Linked DNA regions of Homo sapiens: region 2 is linked to region 1. The links are chromatin contacts, found by Hi-C or POLR2A ChIA-PET in ENCODE. All regions are on one chromosome and are shown on one strand. Each heading gives the region's core, a stretch centred on a gene start or an enhancer-like site at or near the end of the contact. The rest is flanking DNA. Distances are from core to core; before and after follow the strand shown.

Region 1 (6,980 bases), core at 1,539-4,038:
GCCAGATATTAAAAGAAATGCAAAGTATGATACCATTCATATAACATCTAGGGACACAAAACAATACTCAATATTATTTGTAGGTGTCTATGGAGCATAAATACAGAAACATCACGGGAAGATAAACATCAAATTCAAAATGTGTTTACTCCTGGATACAGAGACAGAGAGAAAGAGAAAGAGAGAGAGAGGAAGAGAATTGGCTTGAAAGGTAGTACATAATTAGAGTCAACTTTAACCTTTCTTTCCTTGTGAAAAATCTGAAATAACTATGAGAAAATAACTAAGAGCAATAACATGTAACAAAGCTGGATGACAAGCATATGGACACTTATTATTTCATTCTAGATAATTTTCTCTATCCTTGAGCTATTTCATTTAAAACAAACTTTTCAAGGTCACAGAGCTAAGAGATGGCAGAATTTGTTTGGTTTTGTATTAGGAAGTCTTGTTTTTTGAACCTGTTTAAGAGACTTCCAGCTATTTAAAAGAGAGGAGTCATGTGAGGGCATAGTTGCAGTACGAAGTACTGACTGAGACCTCCCTGGTGCGGAGAAGCCAAAGAGCCTTGGCAAAAGTTCTGGGTTTAACATGGCCCATCTTGCGGGCTTTCCTTTGAAGATGCTTTGCCCATTGGATCAGCAGTCTTAGCTACTAAAACTTTCCCACAAGTGATCTTATTATCCTCATTCATTAAGGTGGCAAGAAACAAGATTTTCTCTAGCACTCACATGTGCATCGGGGGTCTGTCTGGATCTAGCCACAGTCGAGCATCCCCTGGTCTCCTGAGTGTGCCCTGTGAACTGCTCCCCCTCATCTCTACCTTCTTAGGTTCTGCCCATTTTCTAGAGCCAGCCACACCTCTCAACCCCACGGGGGCTTTCCCAGATGCTCCAACCCTATGCAGTCACTTCCTTTTCAGAACCATTATAGCAGCTCATCTGCCACTTAGCATGTGCCGTCTTTTATTTCAGATCTTCTTAAAACCTAATAATCAATACACTTTAAAGCTAGGAGCAGTTTTACAGAACACATAATCCAATTTCCTCTTTTTGCTAATGAGAAAATGGAAACCTAGAGATACTTGGTAAATAATAGGACCAAGTCTAGACTCCATCCCTCCTTTGCCATTATCTGGTATCATTTTACTGTGATATGTGTGTGTCCCGAGAGGATGTCAGGTTCTTTCTGGACAGCAACTTGTTTGAAACTATAGCATGTTCATATTGGATCTTTAATAGCCATATGCACATGGTGACATGGTGCTTCACCAAACCACATAGGGCAGGTGGAAGATAAATAATTTCTTGTGTAGAACAGAGTTTAAAGTTAAAAAAAAATTATTTATGTAGCGGTGGCTCATGCCTGTAATCCCAGCACTTTGAGAGGCCGAGGCGGGCGGATCACGAGGTCAGGAGTTTGAGACCAGCTTGGCCAACATAGGGAAACCCCATCTCTACTAAAAATACAAAAAATTAGCTGGGCATGGTGACAGGCACCTGTAATCCCAGCCATTGGGAGGCTGAGGCAGGAGAATCACTTGAAGTCAGGAGGCGGAGGTTGCAGTGAGCTGAGATCGCGCCACTGCACTCCAGCCCGGTCGACAGTGCGAGACTCCATCTCAAAAAAAAAAAAAGTATTAATGTATTTCAAACCCTTAGGTGTATAAAGTTTCCTTTAAAAAAGGATTAGAAAGCTTCTATTGGTCATATAAGATGTTCAGATGTTTCTATTTTTGTTACTACAAGCAAAACAAAGCTAATCGCTCTTAACTTTGTTCCCTTAATTCACTGCCAAAGGTGAGCTCAGAGAGGATTTATATGGACCAGTTCTGACCATTGTAGGTTAAAGACATTTCTTTGAATTTCAGCTGAGAAACATTCTCCCATGCAGCCCTTTTACCAGTTAAGTTGAATAAGCTTGACTTTGTAGATATTGTTTTTAGTTTCATTTCAGAAAAAAAGAACATTAAGAAGTCAATTTAATAAGCAAAATTATTTACGTGATTTAACTTAATTTGGCAATATGGCTGGGAAAATACAGAACAAAACAAAAGCAAATGTAAGAATACATACTTGGAACTGAACCAGTAGTGTTAGCAGTAATTATGCAATTAGTAGTTTTAATTACAATTAAAAAATCACCCTAAATTATCCAAGACCTATGATATGTGACATGGCACTCACCACCTTGAACAACTTCTCTGAATTCATTTTAAAACTGAGTACGGCGCCCATGGCATTTTCTTCCCAACTCATCCACCTGTGACCATGTTAAGAAGAAATTCCCTAGAATAGTTCAATCAAAGCTTACTGTGAACACTCTCACAACTTAATCAATGTTCTACATGTTCATTTCAAGGTTATTCTGAGATCTCAGGAAGGGTTTGTGAGCTTCCTGAAATAGAAGAAGTCTCAGAGGAATTCATCCCCCTGAGCTCAGTGGAGACATTCCAGCCATGCGGGTCTCCTTCCTCCTCTCCACCCCAGCCTTCCTCCTTCTTCTTCCTCCCTCACAGCAGAGATATGACAAACACCACCCACTTACAGTTGGTTCTCCTAATTCCACCCACAGGAGCTAAAAACCTAAAGAAAACACATTTATTTGTTTAAAAATGTAATTTACAAACAGCATTTTCATGAAAAATGTTCTCACCCTCGTTGTGCTAGTTCGTTGTATCTTTTTCTTCCAGGCTTATTCCTTCCCAAATGACTACAGTTTTTGCTGGCATTTCTCTGAAGGTATACTTGAGATCTCTTTAAGAGTCAGAAAAGCTACCTGAAATTGCAGGCAGCTTCCTGTTGGGCTCACGTTTTGCAGAATCCACGCTTGGTGTGCAGAAGGTGGGCAAGGTGTTTGAAAAAACAGGAAGCACCTGTGAATGTGTGAATTTATTTCTGGAAGCAGAAGGCTCCCTCTGAGATGGCTCTAGATGCTTCCTGCTGTTCCACCTATGAGCATTTTGCAAGGCCTTTCAGTACTTTGGGGCTATGAACAGGCTTCCGAATGGCAGGATTATTTGGAAAATCTGGGACACGGTGGGAATTCTGTTTTTTTAATGCAACTTTTCTGTTTTTTTCATGCAACTTTTTTCATGCAACTTTCTTTTTGGGGGATATTGGTTGATATGCGTGGAAATGAAGGTAGACTTTTAATTGCAATGGGGAAGTTAAAACCAAATGAGAATTAGAGATGTATGTAGCTTTATAAGTGATTTTGCTTTCATAAGATCATGTTTGTACTCATTGATTCCTTTACTCAGTAAACAGTATTGAGTGCAAGGCACTGAGATACTCCCTAGGAATCCACCGGAGACAAAACAGTGGTTGTGTGAAGTTTCAGTCCCCTGTTTCAGTCCCAAAATCACCTACAAGAAAGTGTTGTATTTCAAATTTGCATTTTTATATTTGCATGTGTCTGTATGATTTAGTGATGTGTTTAATTGAAATGCTACTGAAATAAGTCTCCTCCTCTGTATGAGGTACTCTAAACTACTGTTGGTGGCTGGCTATTCCAGCTTGGGCAGCCCCTGCCTGCCTTTTCAGGTCATGCATTTGGTGACATTAGTGGCTAATTAGGTTAATCCTGTTCCTTGACTGGAGAGACCACAGCTAATTGCTATCCTGTAAATACACTCTTGGCTGTAGATAAACTGGACTGCAACATGTGTCTGGATTCTTGAAGACCTATTACCAGTCTTTGAGGAAAAAGTGTCAACAGCTTCTGTTCTACAGTTTTCAGTAGCTTTATTTTCATATCTGAGCAAAATCTGGCACAGAGTAAAGAATACAGCTCCCTCCCTCTTTTATATGTGTGTGGCCTCAACAGGTCACGTTGCAGCCAGTTTGAAAATCTCCAAGTAAACAGTGCTGATTTGTTGGTAGACTACGCTGGAGAAAATGCAGAGGGGCTGGGGAGAAAGAAACCTGGGTCTAAAGTTTAGCTCTGCCACTTACTAGCTATGTGAACTTGGGCAAGTCATTTAGCATTTCTCCAAGACCACCTTTTTTTCATGTGAATGGAAATAATTCTCATACTTACCCAAGCAAGTATCATGAGGACAAATTATATAAAGTTTATAGAACATTATATAATATACATCCCCAGGTTCTAGAGATGGATTAGGGTTTGAGCCAAGAGGCATGGGTTTGATCTTGGAAAGGTCATCCTGGCCCTCTGTGCCCAAGACACCTCTAGCATAAAGATTGAACATGTCCTGTATTGGGCTCCTACGGATTTACTGAGCACCCATATATGGTAGTCACTGAGCCAGAGACTATTGACACAGATAGAAGTGTCGGGTTCCTGTCCTCAACACAAATGAGGTTCCTCTATTTTATATCCGTTATTGGAAAAGGAGAGGGAAGATTTTCTAAGGTTAGAATGAAATCCTAAAGTAATTAACTGACTGCCAATCATTGTTAAAGGGCACTTTCCATATTGTGTTATCAAGAGCACTGGCAGGCACGGGCAGACCAAGGCCTTGACTGGCTCTTCCACTTCTTAGATGGGTGACTTGGGGCAAGATACTTCGTTTTGTTAAATCTCAGTGTTTTTTGCAAAATGTGGGCAATAGGAGCACGTTCCTCACTTGGTTCTTGAGAAAATTAATTGAATTAATAGGAGAGAAAGAGAAAGAGGGAAAGAGAGAGAGAGAGAGAGAGAGATTTTCTGTCTCCAACATATGCAAATTCTATTTGCATATGTTGATACATTAGTCTGTTTTCCCACTGCTATAAACACCCAAGACTGGGTAATTTAAAAGGAAAGAGGTTTAATTGACTCACAGTTCCACATGGCTGGGGAGGACTCAGTAAATCTACAATCATGGTGGAAGGAGAAGGGGAAGCAAGCACCTTCTTCACAAGGCAGCAGGAAAGAGAGAGAGAGAGTGAAGGGGGAAGAGTCCCTTATAAAACCATTAGATCTTGTGAGAACTCACTCACTATCAGGAGAACAGCATGGGGAAACCGCCCCCATGATCCAGTCATCTCCCACTAAGTCCCTCCCCGACATGTGTCAGTCAGTATATTAGGCATTGGAGATACAAAGACAAAAGAAAATTCTGGACTTCAGTTGAATTACAAAGGAAAGCATGAATAAGCAAATTGATTAGTACATGATGAATGTTATAAGGAAAGCCTGGAAAAGGTCTCAAGAACAAGAGGAGAAATTTTACTATTCTACCTGGAGGAGGTAAAGTGTTAAGAATTTATGATTAAAGGTGTTCCTAAAGGTGGACCTCAGAGGCCAAAAAAAAAAAAAAAAAAAAAAAAAATAGGGTAATCAAGCTGTCCTCTTATCTATTATCCCATGGGAAACACTGACCAAACAGGAGGGATTTCAGGACATCATTTCCTAGTCAATGACATCTGGGATTTTCTCAAGTTACTCAGCAACAGACAAGTGGTTGAGATGAAACAGGCATGCTTGGGTTTGGAGAACCTCATGCTTTATAAACTATGAGCCAAACTATTTTTCTGATTTCTCTTGGTTTCAGGTTTCTCATATATAAAGTGAAGACAGTGGTGCCATACTTTCAGGTTATTGTGGGATAGAAGATAATATGCCTGACACACAGTAGGCACCCAGTATGTGTTAATGAATGTTTCATCTGTAAGATAAAAGTTGTCTTGTCAGAGAATATAAAGGGTTTTCTAAAATTTGTGTTTTATTAGTTTTTTAAAATTTGTTTTGCTTGTAAAGACAAATCTCTCACCAATGCATGTGATTTCACCTCCTCTTATCTCCTCTGGACTCTACTATGCAAACATTTCCTTTATTTTATTTTCAACCAGGCTTATGACTAGTAGGTAGTAGCACAGTGATCCTGCCTTTACTTCCCCTCCGCCATCTCATTCCCTTCACACTTCAAAATCAGTTGGGGGTTGTTAGGGGCTGAATTGTGTCCCACCTCCTGCCCTGCAAATTTATATGCTAAAGTCTGTGTTGGTCAGCGTTCTCCAGAGAAACAGAAGCAATAAGATATAGATTAAAATATAGATATATAAAAACAGCTTTATTATGAGGGCTTGGCTTGCGTGATTATGAAGGATAAGAAATCTCACCATTCTGCCATCTGCAAGCTGAAGGCCCAGAAAGCTAATGGTATAGTTCCAATTCAAGCCCACAGGCCAGAGAACCAGGACAGCCAATGGTGTAAGTTCCAATTTGAGTTCGAAGGCCCAGAAACTAGGAGCACTGATGTCCAAGGGCAGAAGATGGATGTCCCAGTGGCTTGGATGCCCAACCACACTGGGGAAAGTGGTTCTTCTTTGCTCAGTTTATGAATTCAAATGTTAATCTCTTCCAAAAATACCATCATGAACACAACCAGAAATAAATTTTCCAGCTACCTGGGCATCCCTTAGCTCAGCCAAGTTGACACATAAAATTAGCCATCACAAGTTTTTAACACCTGTGCCTCTGAATGTGACCTTATTTGGAAATAGGATCATCAGATATGTAATTATATTAAGGTCATACTGGAGTATGGAGGACTCCTAATCCAATATGACTGGTGTCCTTACATAGAGGGTAATGAGGATGCAGACACACATGCAGGAAGAATGCCATGGAAAGATAAAGGCAGTGACTGGAGTGATGTGTCTATAAGCCAAAGAATGTCAAGCTGGGCCAGGCCAAGGTAGCTCATGCCTGTAATCCCAGAACTTTGGGAGGCTGAGGCAGGAGGATCGCTTCCACCCATGAGTTTAAGACCAGTGAAGGGAATATAGTGAGATATCATCTGTACAAAAAAATTTAAAAATTAACCAAGCATGGTGGTGCACACCTGTAGTTCCAGCTACTCAGGAGGCTGAGGTGGGAGGATCACTTGAACCCAGAAGGCAGGGGTTGCAGTGAGCCGGATCATGCCACTGCACTCCTACTTGGGTGACAGAGAGAGATCCTGTCTCAAAAGAAAAAAAAAAAGAAGAATGACAAGATGGTCAGCAAATCATCAGAAGCTAGGAGCAAGG
Region 2 (6,980 bases), core at 2,684-5,183, 230 kb after region 1:
TGACCAAACAGCTGTGATTACATTTTCTCTCAGGAAGTCTGAATCCAGGACACTTACTTACTCAAAGGCAATTCTCTCCAAAAATTACTTTTTTGTGAAAACCTGTTTCAGGGCTTGATTCACATGTTGTTCGTGGCAGAGAATGAAGTGTCTCTTTTCTCTTCCTTAGTGCTGTGTTTTCTTCCTATGAAAAGAAAAAAAGAAAAGACTCCAGATGGAGAGCCTCAAATTGTCGGCAGATTTGAAACTCCCCTGGAATTTGTATTGGTGATGCAGAGTTTGGTGCAGACTGACAAGTGAGTAATCTTCTATCTTATCGCTTCAATTTCAGGCTTCAGAGATGCCCAGCTCTGTTGTTCAAAGAGTTTTATTAAAAATTTGTGAGGAGGGGAAAGCAGTCTCTGTGGGCCTGTCTGATTTCATTATCTCTGACAGAGCATGCAGATGGAGCAGAGCCAGTGGAAGTCCACAGACAGCCATTCATGGTGCTGGGCTAAAGCAAAGGCCTCCGGAGCCTCCCCGCACTGATCATACATGTTCTAATCTGGTGGGATCTTAGTCCATGTTCCATTGCTTATAACAGAATGCCTAAAACTGGGTAGTTTATTTAAAAAAAAAAAATTTACTTCTTAAGTAATGAAGGCTGAGAAGTCCAAGGTCACAGGGACACATCTGGTGAGATGGGGACTTGCTGGTGGGGCCTCTCTGCAGCATCCCCAGACAGAACAGGGAACCACATAGCAAGGTTGCTCAGCATGCCGGCTCAGGTTTCACTTCCTCTTATAAAGCCAGCAGTTCCACACCTGTGATAATTCATTAATCCTTTAACCCATTAATCCAACGATGAATAGATTAATCTATTCATGAGGGCAAGCCCTCATGACCCAAACACCTCTTAAAGGCCCCATCCCTCAATACTGCCACACTGGAGATAAAGTTTCAACATGAGTTTCGGAGGGGACATTCAAACCATAGCAGGATTTCTCATACATGAATTCATGTCTGAGAAACATACATGAATCTCAATACATAACCCAGTGTATACTTCTCAGTTATTAAACTATAGCAGTCTAGTCAAAAGACACAGACCTACTAATCCCCAACCTTCAAATTGCTTCACTTAGTGCAATTTCTGCTGTTGCTCATCTCACTAGCAAAACTGCATTCTCTGATAATTTTTCCTATAAGTCCAGATTGAGCGACAAGCTGCCATCTGTTCCTCTGCCAGCTTGGATGCATAGTTGGAATCTAGCATTCCATAAAGGCATTCGGATTGCATTCAGACAATGTTTCAATCATCCTAAGTCTAGGTACAGACCTCACAGTACTCTCAAAGGCAAGGATTGGTCTGATAGCACCCACTAAAATGGAGGTCCTGGGGAGGGGGCAGACTGGCTTGCCTGTCCCATAAGAAGGAGCACTAGGTCACATGAAGGCAATTAGCCCAGCCAAACAATCTGCCCCTTCCCATACATATTGTTCTAGTTGCCAAGAGGGGTCTCCAACTTTAAGAGTGGCCATACTGAAAGATGTCCAATGGAGTTTTGTAAAGAATTGGGATGAATGAAGGGCTGGAAGGAGTGCACTGGTAATACAGAATGGGCAAGAATGCAGAATGGGCAAGTAGATAGTCAAGAGCCCCAGCCTGGCAGTCTGGATTTAAACCCTAGCTCACTCACTGGCTTCATCCTAGCCTTTCTCCACTCTCGAGAAATGGTAAGCTCAACTGAGAGCTTTATAAAAATGTCCATGTCTGGGCACAACCCCCAAAACAATTAAAATAGAATCAAATTAGAACCTCTGCTACTACCTAAAAGTTCTAGCAGAATGCATAAGGTTGCATGATTCAATATATTAAAAGTCTGGGAAAATCGGAAATGCAGAAAATGCAAAGCAAATGAAGAGGATAAGTTTCTTTGGTTCTCCTGGCCACACTCACTCTGAGAGATGGCCGTGGCATTGCTAGAACCAAAGGGTTTCCAACCAAAGAGAAAAGTAGAGCTAGGGTGACCCAGGGCAGGGAGGGCTACCTCCTGCTCAGGCCCCAGTACTCCCTAGCTGCCTTGAGGTCTTTGGATACTCCCAGACCTGTGCTCAGGCTATAAAACTACCTCATCTACCTAAGGCCAGGCAGCACTACTTTGATTCTTTGTTAAAATCCCACTGACCACCAAAGATAAAAACATCGCCACTTCCTCAATAGACCCCCTTCCATCTTATCTAAGACTTTGTTCTTGCTTAATCTAACCTATTTCCTTGCACAAGAGAAAGAGGATGGCTTTTTTTTCTTTTATGTTAGAGGCCGTATTAAACTTGGCAGTGGTATAGACTTTCATTCAAGGATTCACTGCCCTGTTACAGTGGGGTTGTGCAGGGCACTGTCCATAGAGCTATAGGTGATAGCCTTGGCCCTAAGGTCTCTGAGGTAGACACAGATTAGACAAGCATGCTACAGACACAAAGTGCAAGTGAGTGAATTAATAGCCACACACACACACACACACACACACACACACACACGCAGGAAGCCATTAGCATGGCAAAGAAAGGAACATCACAGCAATAACAAAACCAGGAGAAAACCCATTTTCTTTTTCTTTTCTTTTTCCTAAGTGAACTCAGCAAAGGTAGAGAATGACCCATTTTAACCTAGACAGTGATCAAATGGTTCGTGTAAACTGTGATTTTCACTGCTTCTTCCCCAGCCCAAGAAATAATGCTTTTCTTTGAAGAACTGATGTTGCACTCTAAATGATACATTTGGCACTAGAATTCAGCGTTCTGTTTCTCTGTAGGATGATAATGGAAACTGGATATATGTCTAATTCTCAACTTACATAATTAGTAACTTTATACCATGCAAAATTAAAAAAGAAAAAAAATGTCCTGCTACAAGATAGCATCTCAGGAGGTAAAGCTGAAGTTGTTCTGTAGGTTTAAAATTATTTAGTATGAAGACTTCTTTAGCCCTGAGTTATTACTGCTTGCTTCTTCTGTTAACATTGCATTATTATTATTATTATTACTACTACTACTGATCACTGTGAAGAGGAAATATCACCATAGAAACTTGGAGGCTAGAGAGTGGGAGGGAGAAGGGGAATGGCTCCGATACAGAGACTCAAAACCACAGCTCTCTGCATCTCCTGAGAAGCCTTTCAGAAAGGTGTTTTCTTCAAAGAGAAGAATTTAGGATTAGGTTTTCTATCTCTAGTTTTCATGAGACCCCAGTGCATGACACAATTCACTCTTTGGTGAATAACCCCATGGAGGGCAGAGCAGACCAAATAAGAAAAGAAAAGAAATGAAGATTAGCTAGAAGACACTGCATCTGTAATGGGATAAATCAACCAGTCCCCTTTTCTTCTCCTTTTGGTTCTTCAGGTATGTAATTATTATTTCTTATCCACAGACTCAATATGCCTTTTTCCAGAACATGTAATCTTAAGTTGACTTAATAAAACTATACTTTTGATCTCAAATCTTCTTAAAAGTTGGGTTTCAGTTCACTAACCACTTCAGGGGATTCACAGAGGTCTATGCCACAGTCAGTCGTAATTAGGAACTGACTTGGGCAACAACTGGAATCAGGACCTTTTTTTAAAAAAAAAGTATTTCCCCTGAACAAAGAGAAGTTCCTCCTTTGGTGAAATGCATCTTTGTAGAACTAATGGCTAATTTCTTGTTTTCTTAAAGGGCGTTTTATCTCCTCCCTGGAATCTCGATCAGAGAAGTAGGGTTTCTTCCCCACCTCATTCTCCCCTCACCCCAGACACACACACACTTGCTTTCAAATTCTTTGCTGCTGAAGGTGTCCCTTTGGCACACACACAAGGAGAGAACAGCCTCTCCAAGCATATCTTTTAAAGTGAGAGGAGCAGGGTCGGCAACTGCAACCACAGCAAACAGTCTACATCAAGAGTGCACAGTCTTGCCTCATAGGTGAGAATTCAGGCCAATTCAAATATTTCCAAAACACCTCTCAGAGCCAAACGCTCAGCCCCGTGCACTTAGGCAGCAAACACTGCAGTCCTCAACTCGGGGATGCAGTCCTCCCTGTTCACGTTTGATTAGGTTCACCTAAGAATATTGACACTCCCGATTTCAAGTTACTACTAGATCTAGTCTCTGAGATTTGCAGAACTCCATACCATAGCTGTCATTGGATGAAGTCTGTACTAAACTCTTAATAATAATCATTAATGTTTAATAGAACCAAACAACGTACAAGTTGCTTTTACATCCACTGTATCTGGTGCATAGTAGGCACTGTGAAATGAGAAATGGATGAATGCAAAATGACGTGATTTTTAAGAGATTAAAATGACCTACCAATGCTGAGGAAAAGGGGGATGATGAGAAGTCTCCCTGGTGTTAGAGTGAGCTTCACTTTCCAGAAGAAATTTCCAAACATCTATAGTTATGACAGCGTTCCATCTAAATTTCCAAAACAGTTCCCACTTTGATTAATGTGCCTTCTTGTTGCCGTAAATACCCTTGTACTTGCCATATTGGGTACCTTGTATTCTTAGTTTATAGTCAGCATAATTCAGACTTGCTGTGATTTTTGCTGCACAACCAGGCCTCTTAAACATAAAAAGCAGTCCTAGGTCACTCTCAGTTTCTGGGCTGCAAGCATACTACACATATATATGTATGTGTGTATGTGTGTGTGTGTATTGTGTGTGTATGAAGAATGCCAAATCAAAGTTACAAAAGTTGTGAGATGATTTATACATCAGCATTAAACAATTGAATACCTTGAAGCCCTCCAAAATACAGTGTAATATGATTGTGCTATTCACGTGAAATTTGTATAATTCTGTGTGTGCGCACACACACACACACTCACCCTCTTTGGATGGTGTGGTTTGTTACTGGGTCACCAGTTTAATGATATATAAACATCTTTTGGTCTTGTCCTTGGATCCCCATAGTTCTGGCTGGCTAGAAGTTCATTTGGATATCATATTAAACACCTAAATGGGGGATGCTGTATTGATACTAAATGCCCTTCTGGCTGCCAGGTGAAAGGCCTTAGGGTGCATGCTAATAAACCAGCCCTGAAGATTAGTACAGGTTCCGAGTAAACTGTTCTGCCTAAGAGGAGACAGCACATTCCCAGAAACAGACTGGGAGCATTGTCTGAGCTCTGTCCTTTGCTGTCCTTGCTTTGAGCTCACAGTTTAGGAAGAGCTGGGAAAAGCCCTGTGGCCTGGAAACAATTTCATAGGCTGAATCATTTTTAAAACTAACTGGAGAGTTGTTAGAACCTCCATTATGGGCTCTCTTTTCCACAGTACCTTCAAAGGGAGCGATAGGTAAAGCACAAACAGAATCAGCTTTCAAAAGTTCCCTGGCTTCCCACCTGCTGCTGCTGCGGGCTTCCTGTGGGAAAAGGGAACCGCTGGCCTGTGGGAGAGGAATCAGCTATTTCTCAAAGCCACTGGGAGAGCACTTTTCAAAGGCAAAAGGAAATCTTCCCATGAAGCTGTTAGTTACCAAGCCCGCACTGAGCAAGACAGTGGTGGTGAGTTTTAGGGATGTTTTAAAGCATAGGAAGGGAGAGTTTTACTTCTATGTCTGTTAGCATTCATAATCTGTGTCCTCACAGGCCCTATTCCTGGGGCATCAGTACTTACAAGTGTTAGGATAAAAAGATTTTTGGTCAGGCACATTGGCTCACACCTGTAATCCGACACTTTGGGAGGCTGAGGCGGGTGGATCACCTGAGGTCAGGAGTTTGAGACCAGCCTGGCCAACATGATGAAACCCCACCTCTACTAAAAATACAAAAATTAGCCAGGTGTGGTGGTGCACACCTGTAATCCCAGCTACTCAGGAGGCTGAGGCAGGAAAATCGCTTGAACCTGGGAGGTAGAGGTTGCAGTGAGCCAAGATCATACCACTGCACTCCAGCCTGGGCAACAGAGCGAGACTCTGTCACCAAAAAAAAAAAAGATTTTCTACTAAATTAAGGAACAGAAATATAACATGGCACGCAACAGGTTAAAATAAGACTTAGGAACTCCTGTATGTTCCTTCTCTCCTACCACCCTCCATGAATGCAGGGATTGGTGCTGGCTTTATGAAATATCTTTCCTCTATTAGGATTGCCACCTCTCCCCTCTGACTCTGTCCTTATCGATAGCTGTCCAGGGTCTGGGTCACTTCATTTGGTATAGCCTTGGGTCAACTTATTTAATTACCCCATATTTATTTTAGTGATTAAACCATGGAGAGAGTGGAAAGCAAGGGATACTGAGAGTTTAAATATTGTTTCAGCTCCATAGAGGCAGACATCACTGAAAAGTCTGAAAATGTTATATTAGCCATGCAGTCAGTATCTGTGAGCTTTCTCTCATATGTCTACTCACAGCATTGAGGAGTACATAAAATTGCTAGGTAACTAACAATAATAACAGTTTTTATTGAGCACTCGTATGTGCAAGGGAAGGTGTTAAATGCTTTTTATACATTATTTAATTCAGTCAACTCCTGAGAGGCTCGCATTATTTCTTCCCCTTTTGCAGATGAAAAACTGAGGCTTAGAAAGGACAAGTGACTTGTCCAAGGTCACACAGGAGTGTGACTCAAGATTCAGACTCACACTGCTTAACTCTAAAGACAAAGATGAGAGAGAGGGAAATATGTGCTGAAATTCTTACGGCATTTGTCACCTATTCCAGTCATCTGAGACTTAACATAGTCTAAAATGTGTCAGTTATCATTTCAAGTTTTATAATCACATTAAGATTGCAAATTCCTTGAGGTCAAAGACCGAGTTTTCTACTTCTTTATATTCTTCAGAGTCCCTAACATAGCAATTTGTACAAAACAAGCAACTAATAAATATGTACGTTAATAAATCTAAAAGAGGGGAGTTAAATTATTATCGTGAGTTGAAGAAAAAAATGAGCCTACTAAGATAAAAGAGGATGAAGATGAGGATTTGTCTTCCCCATTTTCCAGGATATGGG

The links. Hi-C counts contacts between places; a loop is a spot of excess contacts on that map. ChIA-PET counts read pairs that join two places held with the same protein, here RNA polymerase II (POLR2A). Pooled maps may share reads with other maps.
Region 2: a loop to region 1 is called in a map of OCI-LY7, with 2.7 times the contacts of the local background. The contact joins the enhancer-like site here to the promoter of IFNG-AS1 in region 1. A Hi-C loop is called at or near these places in 1 of 168 maps with a recorded cell type or tissue (OCI-LY7) and 4 of 50 pooled maps. POLR2A ChIA-PET finds 5 or more read pairs at or near these places in 2 of 52 experiments (OCI-LY7 and activated CD4-positive, alpha-beta T cell).

What each region holds. Positions count from the first base shown.
Region 1 is chr12:67,985,255-67,992,234 of GRCh38, reverse strand. IFNG-AS1 (IFNG regulatory antisense RNA 1) reads right to left here and starts at 2,788. Exons shown (of 4, transcript NR_104125.3): 1 at 2,656-2,788.
Region 2 is chr12:67,752,089-67,759,068 of GRCh38, reverse strand. No RefSeq gene overlaps it. Among named protein-coding and RNA genes, the nearest start is that of LINC02421, 26 kb to the right of the region's middle. Within about 2 kb of position 3,933, at least 2 of the 41 ENCODE cell types and tissues checked have a DNase peak (open chromatin) inside an H3K27ac peak, as active enhancers do.